3 separate regions of the Homo sapiens genome follow, and regions 1 and 2 are each linked to region 3. A link is a contact called in ENCODE Hi-C or POLR2A ChIA-PET data. All regions are on one chromosome and are shown on one strand. The core of a region is the stretch at or near the end of the contact, and the rest is flanking DNA. Distances in the headings are between cores, read along the strand shown.

The links. Hi-C counts contacts between places; a loop is a spot of excess contacts on that map. ChIA-PET counts read pairs that join two places held with the same protein, here RNA polymerase II (POLR2A). Pooled maps may share reads with other maps.
Region 1: a pooled map shows a loop between it and region 3 (3-fold over the local background). The contact joins the promoter of LINC00544 here to the enhancer-like site in region 3. A Hi-C loop is called at or near these places in 6 of 50 pooled maps. POLR2A ChIA-PET finds 5 or more read pairs at or near these places in 2 of 52 experiments (T-cell and activated naive CD4-positive, alpha-beta T cell).
Region 2: a loop to region 3 is called in a map with no recorded cell type, with 2.8 times the contacts of the local background. The contact joins two enhancer-like sites. A Hi-C loop is called at or near these places in 1 of 37 single-sample maps with no recorded cell type. POLR2A ChIA-PET finds 5 or more read pairs at or near these places in 2 of 52 experiments (CD8-positive, alpha-beta memory T cell and OCI-LY7).

What each region holds. Positions count from the first base shown.
Region 1 is chr13:29,935,156-29,937,855 of GRCh38, forward strand. It overlaps LINC00544 (long intergenic non-protein coding RNA 544), which reads left to right and starts at 1,376. Exons shown (of 5, transcript NR_033889.1): 1 at 1,376-1,546; 2 at 2,047-2,126. RefSeq lists enhancers at 440-559, 690-809.
Region 2 is chr13:29,757,413-29,760,112 of GRCh38, forward strand. No RefSeq gene overlaps it. Among named protein-coding and RNA genes, the nearest start is that of UBL3, 92 kb to the right of the region's middle. RefSeq lists an enhancer at 1,659-1,708. Within about 2 kb of position 1,304, at least 5 of the 41 ENCODE cell types and tissues checked have a DNase peak (open chromatin) inside an H3K27ac peak, as active enhancers do.
Region 3 is chr13:30,568,706-30,571,405 of GRCh38, forward strand. It overlaps a transcript of HMGB1 not described here. Among named protein-coding and RNA genes, the nearest start is that of USPL1, 48 kb to the right of the region's middle. RefSeq lists a silencer at 1,187-1,481. Within about 2 kb of position 1,415, at least 12 of the 41 ENCODE cell types and tissues checked have a DNase peak (open chromatin) inside an H3K27ac peak, as active enhancers do.

The sequences.
Region 1 (2,700 bases), core at 126-2,625, 630 kb before region 3:
GTGCCGTGCTGATGATGTTTGCAGAGTGCATCACACTCCTCTGATAAAAGGTGTCTCCTGAGTACAAAGTATCATTGTCACTATATTCCACAATGTGGCTAAATATAGGTGTGCACCAATCTGCTGAAGAGCAGAGTGTCTCTTCAGCATTTGCCTGGGAGGAGCAAGTGGCCCAGTGGCTGCATAGGATGCAGCAGAAAAGAGCTGGCATGCAGCAGCAGTGTACCTGAGACCAGGGCATGGGGAGAGGGAAAGGCCCTGCATGCCCCCCTGGTGGGCAGCCCCAGCCCACTTGGTGACAGTGAGGCCTGAGTGCAGCAAGGCTGGAGTCATGCTGTGAAAGCCCACAGTAGCAGAGCCCCTGCCAGGAATATAGCAAGGAGATCACAGATCACAGAGTACATTGCACCTGCCCCATGCAGTGGCGGAGCAAGACGCTCAAGGGTCTGGAGTTAAGAGGGACCATTTGAGGTTAAGAGGGAAGGAGTCTCCCTTGTTTTGGTTTTTGTTTTTTGTTTTCCCACACAGTCCCAGAGGGTACTGTGGTGTTCTGACACACTCCCTGTGTCAGAGCTGTTTTTTCATTATGACCAAGACAGAGCAGGTGTGAGAGCTGAGCATCCTCCCCTTGCTGTGCTCCTCTGGTCTCCAAGGCACCCTCCCCATGCGCTGCTTCCTTCCACTTACCGCCCTCGCACGGCACCACATCCTGAGCTCTGCTTGTTCCCTCTTCAGACTGGCAGGTGGTTATAGAGGTGTTTGGGGTGTCAGCTCTGAAATGCTAAAAATAAAACCAGGCTTTCTATCCTGGGATGTCTCATTAGTTTGCTTACAAATGAGTCCCCCTGCAGTTTTTCAGCAATTGGCTAACAAGCTCTAATTTGAGCGTTTGGGCTGGACCTTGGCTCAGTGGGAGCAGACGCGGAGCAGACGCCTTCTCGGAGCTGCCTGTTTGGGGAAGCTGGTCGTTTCCACTCTAGCTCAGCCTCCCAGAACAGGGAAGCTGCAGGAAAGTTGACAAAAGCACAGCAAAGCAGGGAGAGCCTCCTCGGTAGAGAGCAACGACCAGGTGGGTGTGGGTGTGGAGAGCAGTGGGGCCCACCTGGGCAGGTGCGGGGGGATGGGAGGAGGGGCTGAGAGTGCTCTCTAAGTTAAGGTCACGGTGTAGAGGAGAGGACTTGAAAACTTCCTGCAGCAGCTTCGTGGCCCGGTGAAATGTTCTCAGCAGCAAGCATGAAGCTCTGATTTGTAAAAAAATCAATACGGCTTGCATGCCAACTATGCCTTCTCCAATCCTGCATTTGTGATGTCAGAGGTTGTCATTCTGGGCTATGGAGCAAACCTTTCAGGGTTGACCCAGTCCTTCTAGGTCATGTGGAGTGGGCCAGCTTTAATGAACCTGTCTAAAAGGAAGGAAGAGAAAGAGCTCAGCTCCTTAGGGGAACAAGGTGGACCTTGGCAGCTGTCTCACTCCTCACCAGCTCTTCACCTCAGATCTTGTCCTGACTTCCTGGTCCACTAACGGCCTCCTGGATAGAAGAGTCAGGTAATGATCCCTGCCTTTCAATACTCATTGCTCAGTTTCAACAATCATCAACAATTTGCCAATCTCATTTCATCTCTCCTCTTATCTTTTTCCTTTTCTGGAGTATTCAGATCCTCTCACTTTCTGAGTGGAACTAAGAGTCTTCCTCACCTTCATCACCACTATTAGCTTATAAACCTCTTTTAAGGACAGGGATTCACCTCAGCTCAATTATGTTTTGTTACACACGTGGTACCCATCTTCTGTGTTGAGAGATGTTTGAATTATACAGTTTTTAGTGCATTAAGTGTTAGTGTTTGGGATCCAATTTGGCTCACTCTAGATGAGCTATAGAGTCTTCATTTTTTCTCCTCTCCCTTTTTCCTTCTTGAGTTAAAAATCACAGTTACCCAGCCTCCCCATACCTCCCCCCGCACCCTATATTACCACTTGTTTTTCTTTCTTTTTTCTAACCACACCCTGAGGCATTTCACCAGCAACTCTTTATTATCTAACCACAGTTCACCAGCCCAGGAGATGTTCTGAAAATTGACAATGATCATGATATACCCTGGATCCAGAATACTTCTCTATACAATGGGTGTGTATAAAGACAGACAGACCTGCCAGGCTCCATCAGGAAAGCTCTGTGTCTCCTTCACATGTGGAGGGACAGAATATTATCTGGAGATGGAGAATGCTTCTGAGAGCCTCTAGCACAGGGATCCCCAACCCCACAGCCTCGGGCAGGTCCCAGTCCCAGTCTGTGGCCTGTTAGGAACCGGGCCACACAACCGGGGGTGAGCGGTGGGCAAGTGAGCGTTACCACGTGAGCTCTGCCTCCTGTCGGATCAGCCGGTAGCATAAGAGTCTCATAGAAGCGTGAACTCTATTGTGAATTGCGCAAGTGAGGGCTCTAGGTTGGGTGCTTCTTATGAGAATCTAATGCCTGAGGATGAGGCAAAACAGTTTCATTCCAAAATCATCCCCCGGACCCCATCTGTGGAAAAATTGTCTTCCATGAAACCCGTCCCTAATGCCAAAAAATTTGGAGACCACTGCTCTAGTAGGCCTGCCTACTGGGCTTACTTTGTGTATATGAAATTGATAATTATTCCTCGTTTCAGAAATTTAAAATGTTACATTTATATTTCTTTCATATTTCCAACATTGTA
Region 2 (2,700 bases), core at 54-2,553, 810 kb before region 3:
TGACCTCAGGCGATCCGCCCGCCTCAGCCTCCCAAAGTGCTGGGATTACAGGCATGAGCCACCACTCCTAGCTCAGGTATTTCTTTATAGCTATGCAAGAATGGACTAATACAAGTTTGATTAGTTTTTATGTGGGGGTATTAATACTCCCACGGAACCACCATTCATTTCAAGATACAGGATATTTTCAGCACCCCAGGAGGTCCTCTCATTCTCTCTCCTGGTCAATAGCATCCCCCACAAAAAGTGGCCATTTTTCTGACTTCATCATCATAGGCTAGTTTTGCCTGTTTATGAACTTTATTTAGAGCTCATACAGTATATATTATTTTACGTCTTCCCTTGAAGTTTTTTCCCTTCAAGTTTCTTCCCTTGAAGCTTCTTTCCTTGAAGTTTTTTCATGTAGCAGTAGTGTGTTATGTCGCTTTGTGATATTTCATTGTATGAACACACACCACCATTTAAAAACCCATTCTGTTGTTAATGGACATTGTGTTGCTTGTAGTTTCTTAATGAAGTGGCTCTCTTGTGCTTGTCTCCAATGGACAGATGCATTCTTCATGCTGGATATTTATCCTGGGGTATAATTGTTACATCAGAGGGTATAAATATACTTTTAGCTTCGGTAGATACTACAAAAGTTTTGTGAAATGATTGTTCAACTTACATTCCACCTAAGAATATCTGAGTATTTCAGTTGCTCTGAATCCTGACACTTGCTATTGTCAGTCCTTTTCATTTTAGCCCTTCTGGCAGGGCTGTAGTGCTATTTCACTTGGTTTTAACATTAAATAGATGAAAATGGCATGCCTATAAAATGGAGTATTGTAGAGCTATAAGCAAATGCGTTTTCAAAGATTTAATATTCTGGGAATATGCTTGTGATATGTAAAGATGAAAATCACATACAAACTCTGTATATAGTACTCTTTTATTTTTATTTTAATGTATACATATTAATAAAGAGGACTAGTGGAAATTCACCAAGATATTAAGAGCTGATTTTGGATAGTGGGATTCATTTTTTTTTCACCTCATACTTTTCTGTAATCATGAGATTACAGTCCTACAATGGAAAAATATCAATTTTAAAAAACAGAAAAAAATTATGTCATATTTTTAAGAGTAGTCTTTGCGTGAGAAAATGAAACTTCAATGTTCAAAGAATAAATGGGACTTCTCTGGGCCTGTTTTATCATCTGTAAAATGGACCTACGTCACGACCACAGAACAGTGCTTGTCACTAAGTAAACAGTCAATAAATGACAGCCTTAAAATACAGAACACTCCCAGGATGGCAAAGGAGGCAGTGCCCTCAGGGGAGTCAGGGGTCAGAGCAAGAAAGTGAAGGTAACTTTCAGAGAGGAGGTCGAGGGCATATGGCAAGTTTCCAATGGAGCCTGACCTCCAGAGGCCAGTGAAGGGTTTCTGGAATGGGGGATGGTGTGTGACAGAAAATGGGAATAGAAAAGGGGATGTCCTGGGCCCACAGAGAGACTCCAGTGAGGACGCTGAGAGGTGACGTGGCTGTCTGCGGTTCCTTGTGGTCTCAGAGCAGATGATAATGGTGAGGTTGCGACAGAGTGCCTGGGGCTTGCCCTCCACTTCTGACAATGAAACTGGGAGAGGAACAGGTTACTCAGAGTGCATGAGGTCCTTTAGAACTCGGAAATATAACTTTAACTGGGTCTGGTGACTTGAACCAAGGTAGCTGGGCACCTGCTTCCTGTCTTCATCACCTCGGTTGGTTTCCAGTTCCACATTAACTGTTCTTATTCCCAGCTTTAGAGTGTGCTCCCTTCTAGGGCATCTGCTCCAAGCCATAGGTGTTCAGATTTAAGGTGGGTGGTATGAGGCCCAGGCATCGATATTGAAAAGTAAAAAATTATAACTCCCTAAGTGATTCTAATGTACAGCCACACTTGAGAACCATGGGATGTATCCCTGCTGTCTTTTGTGTGACCATAACAAATATGTAGTTTTTATTATTTTTCTGTCAACTCTAGCTCATCCCAGGCCTTTCCAACATTATTCTCAGAGGTGTTTGGCACTTATATTCATCCTTGATTTATATATCCAAACTCCCACTTTCTGTTCGTGTCTTTTAAAATTATGAGATTGGAGAGCTGACTTGTAGCCACAATGGTCTCTTTAGATACCTCTTTTCCCTTCATCAGAATAATTTGTGACTATATAGCAGATACTTATTTTTCAGAGATCTGAATACACAGAAGCATCTTCATATTTTATCTCATCTTTTTGTAAGCTTATTTCATAAGGTTTGGAGTAGATGTTGATGCCTAACACTGTCTTCTATGTATATCATGCTTTGAACTGGAAAAAGCGCCAATGAACAGACTACTTCTCAAGAAGTACAGAGCATCGGGCCCCACAATTAGCAAAGTCAGCAGCTCCTCCAATGTATAGATTCAATGGTATTCCTATCAAACTACCAATGACATTCTTCCCAGAACCAGAAAAAAAACTATTTTAAATCCCATATGGAACCAAAAAAGAGCCCCAATATCCAAGGCAATCCTAAGCAAAAAGAACAATGCTGGAGACATCAGAGGCATCATGCCACCTGACTTTAAACTATACTGCAAGGCTACAGTAACCAAAACAGCATGGTACTGGTATAAAAACAGGCACATAGACCAATGGAATGGAATAGAGAGCCCAGAAATGAGGCCACACTCT
Region 3 (2,700 bases), core at 165-2,664:
GGACTGTCTACAACCAGAAGCCAGGAGAGATGCATGGGATGATTTCTCCCTCACAGCCTCCAGAACTTCTGGCCTCCAGGACTGTGAAGAATCAATTTCTGTTGTTTTAAGCCACCAAGTTTGTGTGTCATTTGTTATGGCAATGGCAGTATTAGGACTCTAATACACAGTATAAAAAAATAAAAATAGGGCCAGGCGTGGTGGCTCAGACCTATAACCCCAGCACTTTGGGAGGCTAAGGCGGGGAGATCACTTGAGGTCAGGAGTTTGAGACCAACCAGGCCAACATGGTGAAACCCCATCTCTATTAAAAATAAAAATTAGTTGGGCATGGTGGTGTGCATCTGTAATCCCAGTTACTCAGGAGGCTGAGGCAGAAGAATCGCTTGAACCCAGGAAGTGGAGGTTGTAGTGAATGCCACTGCACTCCAGCCTGGGTGACAGAGCTAGACTCCTTCATCCTAGGACACAGCCAAGTCTTACGTAGCAAAAAGAAGTTGTTAAAGGTCTGTAGTTCTGCATTAAGCAACACAGGCATGTACCTATGAATTATATGATTATAAAAGTGCTCGGACAGGCCCATTTCAAACTTGGCCTCTTTCCACCAACTGTGTACTGTTTCTCATTCCATAACTAGAGATTATGTCTTTATATCCTGTCAAAAAAGTGAATTTTTGTGGGCTAAGACATTATCCCTGTGTTAAATGCACCAGTCTTAGTGTAAACAAGCCTAGTTCCTTTTTCATTTTGGCTGTCTAGTATGCATTTGTATATGCTAGGCAGTGTACTAGGCACCTTAAATACATTACCTTGTTTAACCTCTACAGGATTCTGGGAGGTAGGCATTATCCCCATTTTATAGATGAGAACACTGAGAAGACAATGTTCATAAGTGCGTCACTTGTCTGAGATGACATATTTACTAAGTAGCAGAACCAGGCCTCGAGCTACTCAGTCTGATTTCCAAAGCCCCTGCTCTTAATCACATCAACTTCTTTCCTATATCACCTTTCCCAGAGTGCGCTCTCATGGATAAAGAGCAGAAGTATAAGTTACTAGGCAGCAGAAAACTGTAGAGGTGGGAAGATTAGATAAAAAATGTAAATAAGAAGGCTTTAAGACACCAAAATCAAATGTAAATACTTTATAACCTGAATCAGTGCTTGTGTTCATGAGGCTAGAGGTCGTGCATTTTATCTCTAGGTCTGGTGATGCCAATCCTGATCTACAGCCAGCAGCAACAGTTCCCTAGCCTGCCTAGAAGTTTGTAAATGCATGGGCTTTGGTAGGAGGAAGACGAGAGAAAGCAGAACAGATTATTACAAACCCAGTGCATTCCCCCTTGATGGGTCAACAGCGATTTCTTTGTAAGTGAAGGACAGCACACTGGTTTTGATGACTCACGAGAGAGTAGGAGGGAAAAAGAAGTCTGAGGCATTGCCTGGAAGCCTCGCTCTGCTTAAACAAGTACACTAATGGCTCATGCCTGTTACTCCCAGCACTTTGGAAGGCCAAGATGGGTGGATCACTTGAGGCCAGGAGTTTAAGCCCAGCCTGGTCAACATAGCGAGACCTTTTCTCTATTAAAAATAAAGAAGAAAGAAAGTAATAATGATTCAAGTTCTCATTCTCTACAAAATTCACTTATGACTTTCCAAATGCTAGTGAAAACTTTTAGGTATTGCAAAACTGCCTTAATGCATAACGGGATTCTCATTTTACTTAGTCTAAGATGACTTTTTCACTTTGAACTTCTGCATCTTTATGATCGCTTAGCTTTCTGACAAGCAATTTCAGTAAGTGTTTATCAATTTGCATCCACACGCTGACACATAGGGGTCTACTTACATATCCTTCATGTAATTGAGCTTTTGTAAATCATCTTTCTACATGGTACACTTCTGATTTTGTGTGCAGCTTTCTTGTTTAAGCACTGTATTAAATGCTCTGCTTCCTACACCCTTAGGAACAATGAGAATAAAAGCGTAATGTTGGTTACTTCTTCATATCAAAGGAAGTTCATCTCCTGGTTATTAAAAGCTATTATTAAATGGCCATCTTTTTGTGCCCCTGTGTTAAGCACTCTACCAAGATACCATTAAATAGATAAGGGCCACACTCCATAGAGATGATGGTTCTATATTCTGTATTTTCTGGGGGAGTTCTAATTTCATGCAATTCCTTCTTCTTAAATAAAGGCAATTCTCTAAATATATTACCTAATGTGCTTTCACTTTCATATTCTTGTAAGATTTTTCACATAAATCAATTCTCAAAAAATAGTATCATAGGCCTTTTAAAAATAGTCATGTTCAAAAGTCAGGCTCATGAATAAATGTGTGCATTCATTACATATATTTTCATAAATTCAAATTTAAAAGAATAAGAGTAGCTAGAAGGTGGAAGAAAAATCTTATTCTGATTAGGAATGCACAATCACAAGAAAATTTGTGATATATATAGTCATTTTATTCTGTATTGTTTTATTTTGATTTTGGTAAGACAAGAAACAATGTAGAAAGTTTGACAACTTAAAAAAGTAATATGAGTGTGAGAAAGTCCTCTTCCAGGATTAGCAAAAAAATGGTTTTTTTTTTTTTTTTTTCCGAGATGGAGTCTCGCTCTCTCGCCCAGGCTGGAGTGCAGTGGCGCAATCTTGGCTCACTGCAACCTCCGCCTCCCGGGTTCAGGTGATTCTCT